Linked DNA regions of Homo sapiens: region 1 is linked to region 2. A link is an interaction called in ENCODE POLR2A ChIA-PET data of the cell type or tissue named here. Cell type or tissue: B cell. All regions are shown on one strand.

Region 1 (5,000 bases), 140 kb after region 2:
AGGAGCTGTGGATCTTGCCCTTGATGGACTGTGTTTTGGAGAAAAACTAAGTTCTCACCCCTTGGAAATCAAAGCTGGCTGACTTGTCCCCAGACTTTTTTTTTGAGACAGAGTCTCACTCTGTTGCTCAGGCTGGAGTACAGTGACCCCATCTCAGCTCACTGCAACTTCCGCCTCCCAGGTTCAAATGATTCTCCTGGCTCAGCCTCCTGAGTAGCTGGGATTACAGGCTCATACCACCACGCCCGGCTAATTTTTTGTATTTTTAGTAGAGATGGGGTTTTGCCACGTTGGCCAGGCTGGTCTCAAACTCCTGGCCTCAGGTGATCTGTTCGCCTTGGCCTCCCAAAGAGCTGGGATTACAGGCGTGAACTACTGTGCTGGCCAGGCCTTTTTAAAGTTTTTTTTTTCCCCAAGACAGAGTCATGGAAAAAAAGTCACCCATGTTGGAGTGCAGTGGCTTGATCTCGGCTCGCTGCAACCTCTGCCGCCCAGGTTCAAGCTTCTCCTGCCTCAGCCTCCTGAGTAGCTGGGATTATAGGCTCGCACCACCACGCCCGGCTAATTTTTGTATTTTTAGTAGAGACAGGGTTTCGCCATGTTGGCCAGGCTGGTCTCGAACTCCTGACCTCAGGTGATCCGCCTACCTCAGCCTCCCAAAGTGTTGGGATTACAGGCATGAGCCACCGCTCCCGGCCTAAAGTTGGTTTAAAATCATAGACTTTTTCCATTTTAAGCTCGGGAAGGAGTCTTAGAGTTCTTCCAGTCCTGCTTCCCCATTTCACAAATGGGAAAAACTGAGGCCTGTAGACAAATTATTTTTGAGTTGCTCAGATAGTGCTTGGCACATCAGAGTCACATGTAGGTTTGACTTTCAGTGATTGGGAGAACACAATGCTTCCAATAGACCCCCAGAAGAAAAGCAACTTGGGGCTGGACATAGATGGGTGTGGTTCCGGGCACATTGAGTTGGATCTCATGAGAGAGGTCAAGGCCAGAGCGGCAGGTAGGGGAGGCATCCAATTGCCAGGACAGATAGAAATGCAGGGAGAGGGGCCAGGCGCCATGGTGCACCCCTGTAACCCCAGCACTTTGGGAGGCTGAGGCGGGCGTATCACTCGAACTCAGGCCTCACTGCTATTTCAAAACAGTAGAGCAGAGTCGGATTTGAACCTGTGACCAGTGCTCTTGCTAATCAGTGCTACCTGTGTGACACGGATGAGGAACAAAATACAAAACCAGTCCAGAAATGTGAGGATGCTGGAGAAGGTTCCAGAACTGTGATGTGGAAGAGTTCTGTGAGCTCTCGGAAGAGCCGGGCTCTGGGGAGTTTGGGGTCGCGCCCGTGTATGTTTCACATTAGCCTTCAAGATGACTTTCAGCAGCCTCGTCCTGGCCCCGAGCCCGAGGCTTTCGGAGCTGACGGATGGAACCTTCAAAGCAGGGGCCACAGGGCCATGGACTAATTTCCGCAGCTGGAACCTGTTGGATGTGTGTGCAGCCCGGGAGCCAGAACACCGATGATCCTGGGGTGGGTGGGCGGCGGAGGGAGGGAGGCTGCTGGCCTGCCTAGGAACTCCAGGCACTGCCCCATGTGGAAAATTTCTCCTGTAACCCACTGACTTCAGGAACCCGAGAGCCCCAGCAGTGTGGATCCCTTGCAGGTCTGAAGGGACGCTTGTCCCTGTCAGCTGCTCTAGGGATGGCTGCTCCTAAAGGCTGGGAGGGCTGCATTCCATTCTTGGCACTGATCTGTCCCCTCCATCCCTTTAGGCTACCTGCCTCCTCCCCGGTGCCAAACCTCTTGCTTAGAGACTCAGCCTGTGTGCCTGGTTCCCTTTGCTCCTGTGGCAGATCAGACCGGGAGGCTGGAGGGCTCATTCTTCATCTCTCAGCTCAGGCCAAAAGGGACTGGCGGCCCCCGTCTCTTCCTCTGCCCCCACTGCCCCTGCCCCTGCCCACTTTATACATTTAAGGGAAGTGATCCGAGTATTCAGGAACTGAAACTCAGTGCCTCGCCCCTGGGAAAGGACCCAAAAATGCCCCAACCCAGTGAATTTCAAAGGGAAACCCCAGGGATCTAGGTCTGAATTCTGAGCACCCCCCACCCACCTCCTGCATCAGCCTGAGCTGCTTGTTTTGTTTTTATTTATGTGTATTTGGCTGTCATCAAAGCTTCTGTTTGAAGAAGGGGTTCTGTGGTGAAGGAAAGAAAAAGTATAAAGTCAGTTTCTTCCTGCCTTTACACACAAGGCAACTGAGTTCTGGAAATGGGTCAGTCCAGGCTGGGTGAGGTGGCTCATGCCTGTCATCCCAGTGCTTTGGGAGGCTGAGGCAGTAGGATCACTTGAGGCCAGGAGTTTGAGACCAGCCTGGTCTCAAACAGAGTGAAACCCTGTCTCTACAAAAGAAAATAAAGCCAGGCATGGTGACTCATGCCCATAGTCCCAACCTCCTTGGGAGGCTGAGGTCGGAGGATCGCTTGAGCCCAACAGGTCGAGGCTGCAGGGAACCATGATGGCACCATTGCACTCCAGCCTGGGTGATAGAGCGAGACGTCTCCTAAATAAAAACATATAAAAACACAGTGACTCCTTAAAATTATTAAATACCCATTTTCAATGATCAAATTTCTACTTGTTTCATATATATATCATAGATGTTACTCCTTTTTTTTTTTTTTTGAGATGGAGTTTTGCTCTTGTTGCTCAGGCTAGAGTGCAGTGGCACAATCTCAGCTCATCTCAACCTCTGCCTCCCGGGTTTAAGCAGTTCTCCTGCCTCAGCCTTCCGAGTAGCTGGGATTACAGGCATGCGCCACCATGCCTGACTAATTTTGTGTTTTTTTTAGTAGAGACGGAGTTTCTCCATGTTGGTCAGGCTGGTCTCGAACTCCCGACCTCAGGTGATCCTCCTGCCTCGGCCTCCCAAAGTGCTGGGATTACAGGCATGAGCCACTGCACCTGGCCTGGTTGAGCTGCATTTTAAGTCTCTTTCACTCTCTGGATTCTCCCTACATCTCCTGCCTCCCTGGTCCCCTCTGTTGCTATCACCGTGCCACTCTGGGTAGTGTTCTGTCACGTCTGTGTTTCCTGCTGCCCCGTGGGGGCTGGACCCCAGCTGTGTGGCATGAACAGGTGACCTGTCCATTTCTGTTTCCCTGGGGGAGGGGAGGTCCGTGAAGCCCAGGTGCCCAACAGAACTGACTTTCCTTCCTCCTCCCACCACTTCCCCTCCCACCCCTCCCATAGACCTGGAAGTCCAGCTTCCAGGACACCTGGGGAGCTGCTCAGAGCTCCCGGCACACTAAGGAAACTCTTCTTAGAACCAAGCCTCCCGACCTTCTGCTCCTAAGACGGTCACTTGGCCTGCCCAGGCCTCTTGCCTATACGCTTCCCCCTATGACTTCAGCCCCAGCTGCTCCCCACAGCCCTTCCCTGGTCTGAGGCAGGCATACAGCTGAGTTAAGCCAGTCCCTTAAGTCCTGACTCCCTTGCATCAGAGGGCGGAGCAGGCTGAGGTGTAGTCAGCGGGGACCCTGGCTTGGCCCTGGCCTGACTGGGAGTCTTGAACACTGGTCCCAAGTGGCATCTGTGATGTGAAAAGCTGCAAAGTAGCGGAGGCCAAGAGGGTGCCTAGGAGGTGCTGGGGAGGGCGGCGATGGCAGTGGGAGGCATGGTTATTCCTCAGAAAAGGAGGCTGGGTGCCATGGTTCATGCCTGTAATCCCAGCACTTTCAGAGGCTGAGGTGGGCAAATCACTTGAGGTCAGGAATTCGAGACCATCCTGGCCAACATGGCTAAACCCCATCTCTACTAAAAATACAAAAATTAGGCTGGGCGCAGTGTCTCACGCCTGTAATCCCAGCACTTTGGGAGGCCGAGGCGGGCAAATCACTTGACGTCAGGAGTTTGAGACCATCTTGGCCAACATGAGGAAACCCCGTCTCTACAAAAAATACAAAAATTAGCTGGGGCATGGTGGCATGCGCCTGTAGTCCCAGCTACTTGGGAGGCTGAGGCAGGAAAATCGCTTGAACCCAAGAGGCGGAGGCTGCAGTGAGCCGAGATCGCACCACTGTACTCTAGCCTGGGCAACAGAGTGAGACTCCGTCTCAAAAAAAAAAAAAAAAGAAAAAGAAAAGGAAACACAGGCCTTCTCCACACATGTCTGTCCTTCTGTGTTGAGCCGTGCTGTCCCAGGGCTGCTCAGGACCTACCAGGTGATTCCAGGTGGGGCTTCATGGCTTCATCTTTTTTGTTACACGTGCCCACCCAGAACCACCCCCAGGTCAGGTCTTTAGTTCACCTGCCATTTGTCTGTGAAGTCGTGTGTCAGATGCCACACAGAACATAAAAGTAAATAACAGCACTCATTCCTCATGCGACAAAGAGTGAGCTCCTAGCCTGCACCAGTCTCTGTTCTAGAAATCTGGACTAGAGTAGCGATCAAGACAGGCAAGCCTCCTGCCCTCACGGCACTCACAGAGCAGCAGGGTGGAAAGACAAGAAACAAGTAACCAAGAAATACGGTATTTAGGATGAAGTGGTATGAGGTCATCAGTGGGTGACACCTTTCTGTTTGTGAAGCTACTAGGTAAACTGCGATTTCGTTATAGAAGGTGTTGGCCCCGTGATCCGCTTATACCAGGCTCTGGGAGGGAGGCAAGGGGAGGGACCAGCCCTCCCCTGTGTAAATATGTCACATTTATGGAGCCATGTAGGTATACCCAGTCATTCTCTCACTAACCCTTCGATTAGTTTCCTAGGCTGTCATAACAAAGTACCACAAAGTGAGTGGCTTAAAACCACAGAAGTTTATTCTCTCACACTTCTGCAGGCTAGAAGTCCAAAATTAAGGGTGTCTGTAGGGCTACATTTCCCCCTGAAGTCTCTAGGGGCAGGTCCTTCCTTGCCTTCTCTGGCTTCTGGTGGTGGCTGGCAGTGCTTAGTGCGCCTTGGCTTGTAGCTGCGTCACTCTGATCTCTGCCTCCGTCTTCA
Region 2 (5,000 bases):
GAGACTCTGTCTGCAAAAAAAAAAAAAAAAAAAAAAAAAAAAAAGGAAGCAATAAAGATAACACCTGTATTAAGATATCATTTACCCCTTTAAGTTGGTTTTAAAAGCAATAATTCAGTGGTTTTTAGTAAATTCATAGGTTATACAACCACTACCATGACCTAACTCCAGGACATTTTCATCATGCTCCCCCAAAAAACCTCATACCCATTAACAGTCACTCCTTTACCATCAGCTCCTGGAAGCCACTAATCTACTTTCTCTATAGAGATTTGCCTATTCTGGCCGGGCACGATGGCTCACGCCTATAATCCCAGCACTGTGGGAGGCCGATATAGGCGGATCATGAGGTCAGGAGATCGAGACCATCCTGGCTAACACGGTGAAACCCTGTCTCTACTAAAAAAAATACAACAAAAATTAGCCGGGCATGGTGGCGGGCGCCTGTAGCCCCAGCTACTCTGGAGGCTGAGGCAGGAGAATGGTGTGAACCCAGGAGGCAGAGCTTGCAGTGAGCCGACATTGCGCCACTGCACTCCAGCCTGGGCGACAGAGCAAGACTCCATCCCAAAAAAAAAAAAAAAAAAAAAAAAAAGATTTGCCTATTCTGGACATTTCATATGAATGGAGTCTTACTATGTATGGTCTTTGGTGACTTTTGTAGAGCTGAATCTCACCATGCTGCCTAGCCTGGTCTCAAACTACTGGGCTCAAGCAATCCTCCAGCCTCAGCCTTTCCCAAAGTGCTGGGATTACGGGCATGAGCCACCATGCCCACCCTCCAATGGCATCCTTTATATTTTTCTTTCTTTTTTTTTTTTTTTGAGACGGAATTTCACTCTTGTTACCCAGGCTGGAGTGCAATGGCACAATCACGGCTCACCGCAACCTCCGCGTCCCAGGTTCAAGCAATTCTCCTGCCTCAGCCTCCCGAGTAGCTGGGATTACAGGCATGCGCCACCACGCCCGGCTAATTTTGTATTTTTAGTAGAGACGGAGTTTCTCCATGTTGGTCAGGCTGGTCTCGAATTCCCGACCTCAGGTGATCTGCCGCCTTGGCCTCCCAAAGTGCTGGGATTACAGGCATGAGCCACCGCGCCCGGCCGGCATCCTTTATAGCAAAGGATCCAATCCAAGATTCTCCATCACATTCAGGTGTCATGTCTCTTTGGCTGCCTGTAATATGAAACAGTTCTTCGATCTTTTTTTTTTTTTTTTTTGTCACCTAGGCTGGAGTGCAGTGGCGCGATCTTGGCTCACTGTAAGCTCCGCCTCCCGGGTTCACACCATTCTCCTGCCTCAGCCTCCGGAGTAGCTGGGACTACAGGTGCCCACCACCGCACCCGGCTAATTTTTTGTATTTTTAGTAGACACGGGGTTTCACTGTGTTAGCCAGGATAGTCTCGATCTCCTGACCTTGTGATACATCCGCCTCGGCCTTCCAAAGTGCTGGGATTTACAGGCATGAGCCACCGCGCCTGGCCTTTTTTTTTTTTTTTTTGAGATGGAGTCTTGCTCTGTTGCCCAGGATAGACAGGATGGAATGTGATGGCATTCCATGATCTTGGCTCACTGCAACCTCCGCCTCCCAGGTCAAGAGATTCTCATGCCTCAGCCTCCTAAATAGCTGGGATTACAGGTGCCCACCACCACACCCAGCTAATTTTTTCCTTTTTTGATAGTGACAGGGTTTCACCATGTTGGCCAGGCTGGTTTCCAACTCCTGACCTCAGGTGATCCACTGGCCTCAGCCTCTTAAAGTGCTGGGATTACAGGCATGAGCCACTGTGCCTGGCCTCCTTATTGTATTTATTTATCCAATCATCACACCTGATACATAACCCATCTCCCATCACTGCCACCACCCTCTTCCCAGTTTTTGCATCCTCCCTCCTGCCCCAAATAAATGTATCTTAATGAAAGGGATGATGAGAATGATTTTTTTGGCTTGGTGTCCAAATTTAAAGTTTTAGCCAACATGGTGAAACCCCATCTCTAGTAAAGATACCAAAATTAGCCGGGCATGGTGCGGGCGCCTGTAATCCCAGCTACTCATGAGGCTGAGGCAGGAGAATCGCTTGACCCCAGGAGGCAGAGTTTGCAGTGAGCCAAGATCACGCCACTGTACTCTAGCCTGGGCAACAGAGCGAGATCCATCTCAAAAAAAATAAAATGAAAGTTTTCCAATGAGGCCCTGTTTACCAGGTTATTTTCTATTATGGCAGATATGGCTGGGAAATTTATAAGAAATGTTTTCCAATGACCAGGTAAAGGGCTGGCTGCTGCTTACGTTTTTGTTTTGATTTGCTTTTTGGGCTACAAGATTAAATCTTATTTTATTCTGCCACCTGCTGGCAACATCTTGAAATTTCTTTCATCTAACAAAAGGCGAAACGTTTGTTGAAGATTTATTAACAAATATTATTTTTCCATTTTTCTCACAATCTGAAAACCTACCACTCAAAGAAAAACTCACTGATATGATTAGATGGTGTAAACATTCATCCTTATTCATCTTTGATAAGGCAAAACATTTGCTTTCCAAATTTTCCACAGTAATAATGTGAAACAGTAATAATCTTTTGTGCATAAAATGTACGGATGTAGGCCGGGCATGGTGGTTCACGCCTGTAATCTCAGCACTTTGGGAGGCCGAGGCGGGTGGATTACAAGGTCAGGAGATCGAGACCATTCTGGCTAACACAGTGAAACCCCGTCTCTACTAAAAATACAAAAAATTAGCCGGGCGTGGTGGTGGGCGCCTGTAGTCCCAGCTACTCGGGAGGCTGAGGCAGGAGAATGGCGTGAACCCGGGAGGTGGAGCTTGCAGTGAGCTGAGATCACGCCACTGCACTCCAGCTTGGGTGACAGAGCGAGACTCCATCTCAAAAAAAAAAAAAAAATGTACAGATGTAATTTAAATAATAATTACAAAGTCAATCTGTGTAACTGACCCAGGTCAAGAAGAAGACATTGCCATCATTCTTTTCTTTTTTTTTTTAGATGGAGTTTTGCCCTTGTTCCCCAGGCTGGAGTACAGTGGCCTGATCTCGGCTCTCTGCAACCTCTGCCTCCAGGGTTCAAAGGATTCTCCTGCTCAGCCTCCCAAGTAGCTGAGATTACAGGCACCCACCACCATGCCCAGCTAATTTTTGTATTTTTGTAGAGATGGTATTTCACCATATTGGCCAGGCTGGTCTCAAACTCCTTACCTCAAGTGATCCTCCCACCTTGGCCTCCCAAGGTGCTGGGATTACAGGTGTGAGCCACTGGGCCTGGCCATGCCATCGCTTTAAATGACCAATGTCCCTCTTCTCCGATCCTGGCTCTCTCTCTCTTCCCCTCAAAGGATTACCCTGACTTTGGGAATAATCATTTGAGTATATACTGCTTTTGTAATCAGAAAATAACTAAAGTATTAATTGTTCAAATTAATCATATAAAAATTTTGATGTGGCGATTTAATCTGGAAATTTACATGGTTATTTCTGCATTTAACAAAGACATCCTGAGTTCAACATCATTAATTATTAGGGAAATGCAAATCGGATCAGAGTGATCTCACTCACTAGAATAGCTAAAGTTAAAAAGACAATCATAAATGTTAAAGATGTGGAGAAATTAAGACCCTCACGTATTACCGATGGGAATGTGAAATGGTGCAGCCACTTCGGAAGACAGTTTGGCAGTTCCTCAAAATATGAAACACCGTTACCATACGACAGAGCGATTCCACTTCTGGGTGTAGCACCAAACGAAATGAAACATTATGTCCACACAAAAACTTGTACACAAATGTTGATACTAGCATTATTCCTAAAAGCCAAAAAGTGGAAACAATGCAAGTGTCCATCCACTGATGAATGAATAAACAAAATGTGATCTACCGCACAATGGAATATGATTCAGCCATCCAACAGAATGATGTATTGACACAGGTTGTCACATGGAAAAACCTTGAAGACATCGTGGGAAGTGAAGGTCGTGCATCACAAAAGACTACATAGGGTATGATTCCACTTATAGGAAATGTCCAGAACAGGCAAATTCAGAGAGACAGAAAGCAGAGAAGTGCTTGCCAGGGGCTGGGGGAGTGGGGAAAGGAAGAGTGACAACTAATGGGTATCAGGTTCCTTTCGAAGTGATGAAAATATTCCAAAAGTAGATAGCGGTAGTGGTCGCACAACCCTGTGAATACCTTAAAAACCACTAGATTAGAATTACATATTATTATATAATTATATATATATATATATATATATATTTTTTTTTTTTTGAGACGGAGTCTTGCTCTGTCATCCAGGCTGAAGTGCAGTGGTGCGATCTCGGCTCACTGCAAGCTCCGCCTCCCAGGTTCGCACCATTCTCCTGCCTCAGCCTCCCAAGTAGCTGGGACTACAGGCGCCCACCACCACGCCTGGCTAATTTTTTATATTTTTAGTAGAGATGGGGTTTCGCCATGTCAGCCAGGATGGTCTCGATCTCCTGACCGCATGATCCACCCGCCTCGGCCTCCCAAAGTGCTGGGATTACAGGCATGAGCCACCGCACCTGGCCTCTTTTTTTCTTTTTTTGAGACAGAATCTCACTCTGTCACCCAGGCTGGAGTGCAGTGGCACGATCTCGGCTCACTGCAACCTCCGCCTCCCAGGTTCAAGTGATTCTTGTGCCTCAGCCTCCTGAATAGCTGGGACTACAGGTGTAAGCCACCATGCCCAGCTAATTTTTGTATCTTTAGTAGAGATGGGGTTTCACCATTTTGGCCAGGATGGTCTCGATCTATTGACCTCGTGATCTGCCCACCTCGGTCTCCCAAAGTGCTGGGAATTACAGGCGTGAGCCACCAGGCCTGGCCTTTTAAAAAATATTTAATTTATTTATTTATTTGAGACAAGGTCTGTCTCTGTCGCCCAGGCTAGAGCACGGTGATGTGATCTCAGTTCACTGTATCCTTGACCTCCCAGGCTCAAGTGATCCTTTTACCTCAACTTCTCGAGTAG

What was found. Peaks named below come from ENCODE experiments on the same cell type or tissue, not always from the same donor. Only the 100,000 strongest peaks of a DNase experiment are listed, where the experiment ranks them.
Region 1: POLR2A ChIA-PET joins it to region 2 with 15 read pairs; 17 of 35 experiments call an interaction of 5 or more read pairs at or near these places.

What each region holds. Positions count from the first base shown.
Region 1 is chr12:121,557,588-121,562,587 of GRCh38, reverse strand. The region is part of intron 4 of KDM2B (lysine demethylase 2B); the gene reads left to right. Among named protein-coding and RNA genes, the nearest start is that of KDM2B-DT, 20 kb to the left of the region's middle. In B cell, no CTCF peak of the experiment used is centred here; DNase peaks (open chromatin) are centred at 2,017, 4,752 and 4,915; H3K27ac peaks cover 2,017 bases.
Region 2 is chr12:121,694,637-121,699,636 of GRCh38, reverse strand. No RefSeq gene overlaps it. Among named protein-coding and RNA genes, the nearest start is that of TMEM120B, 16 kb to the left of the region's middle. In B cell, a CTCF peak has its summit at 2,347 (motif pointing left); a DNase peak (open chromatin) is centred at 2,336.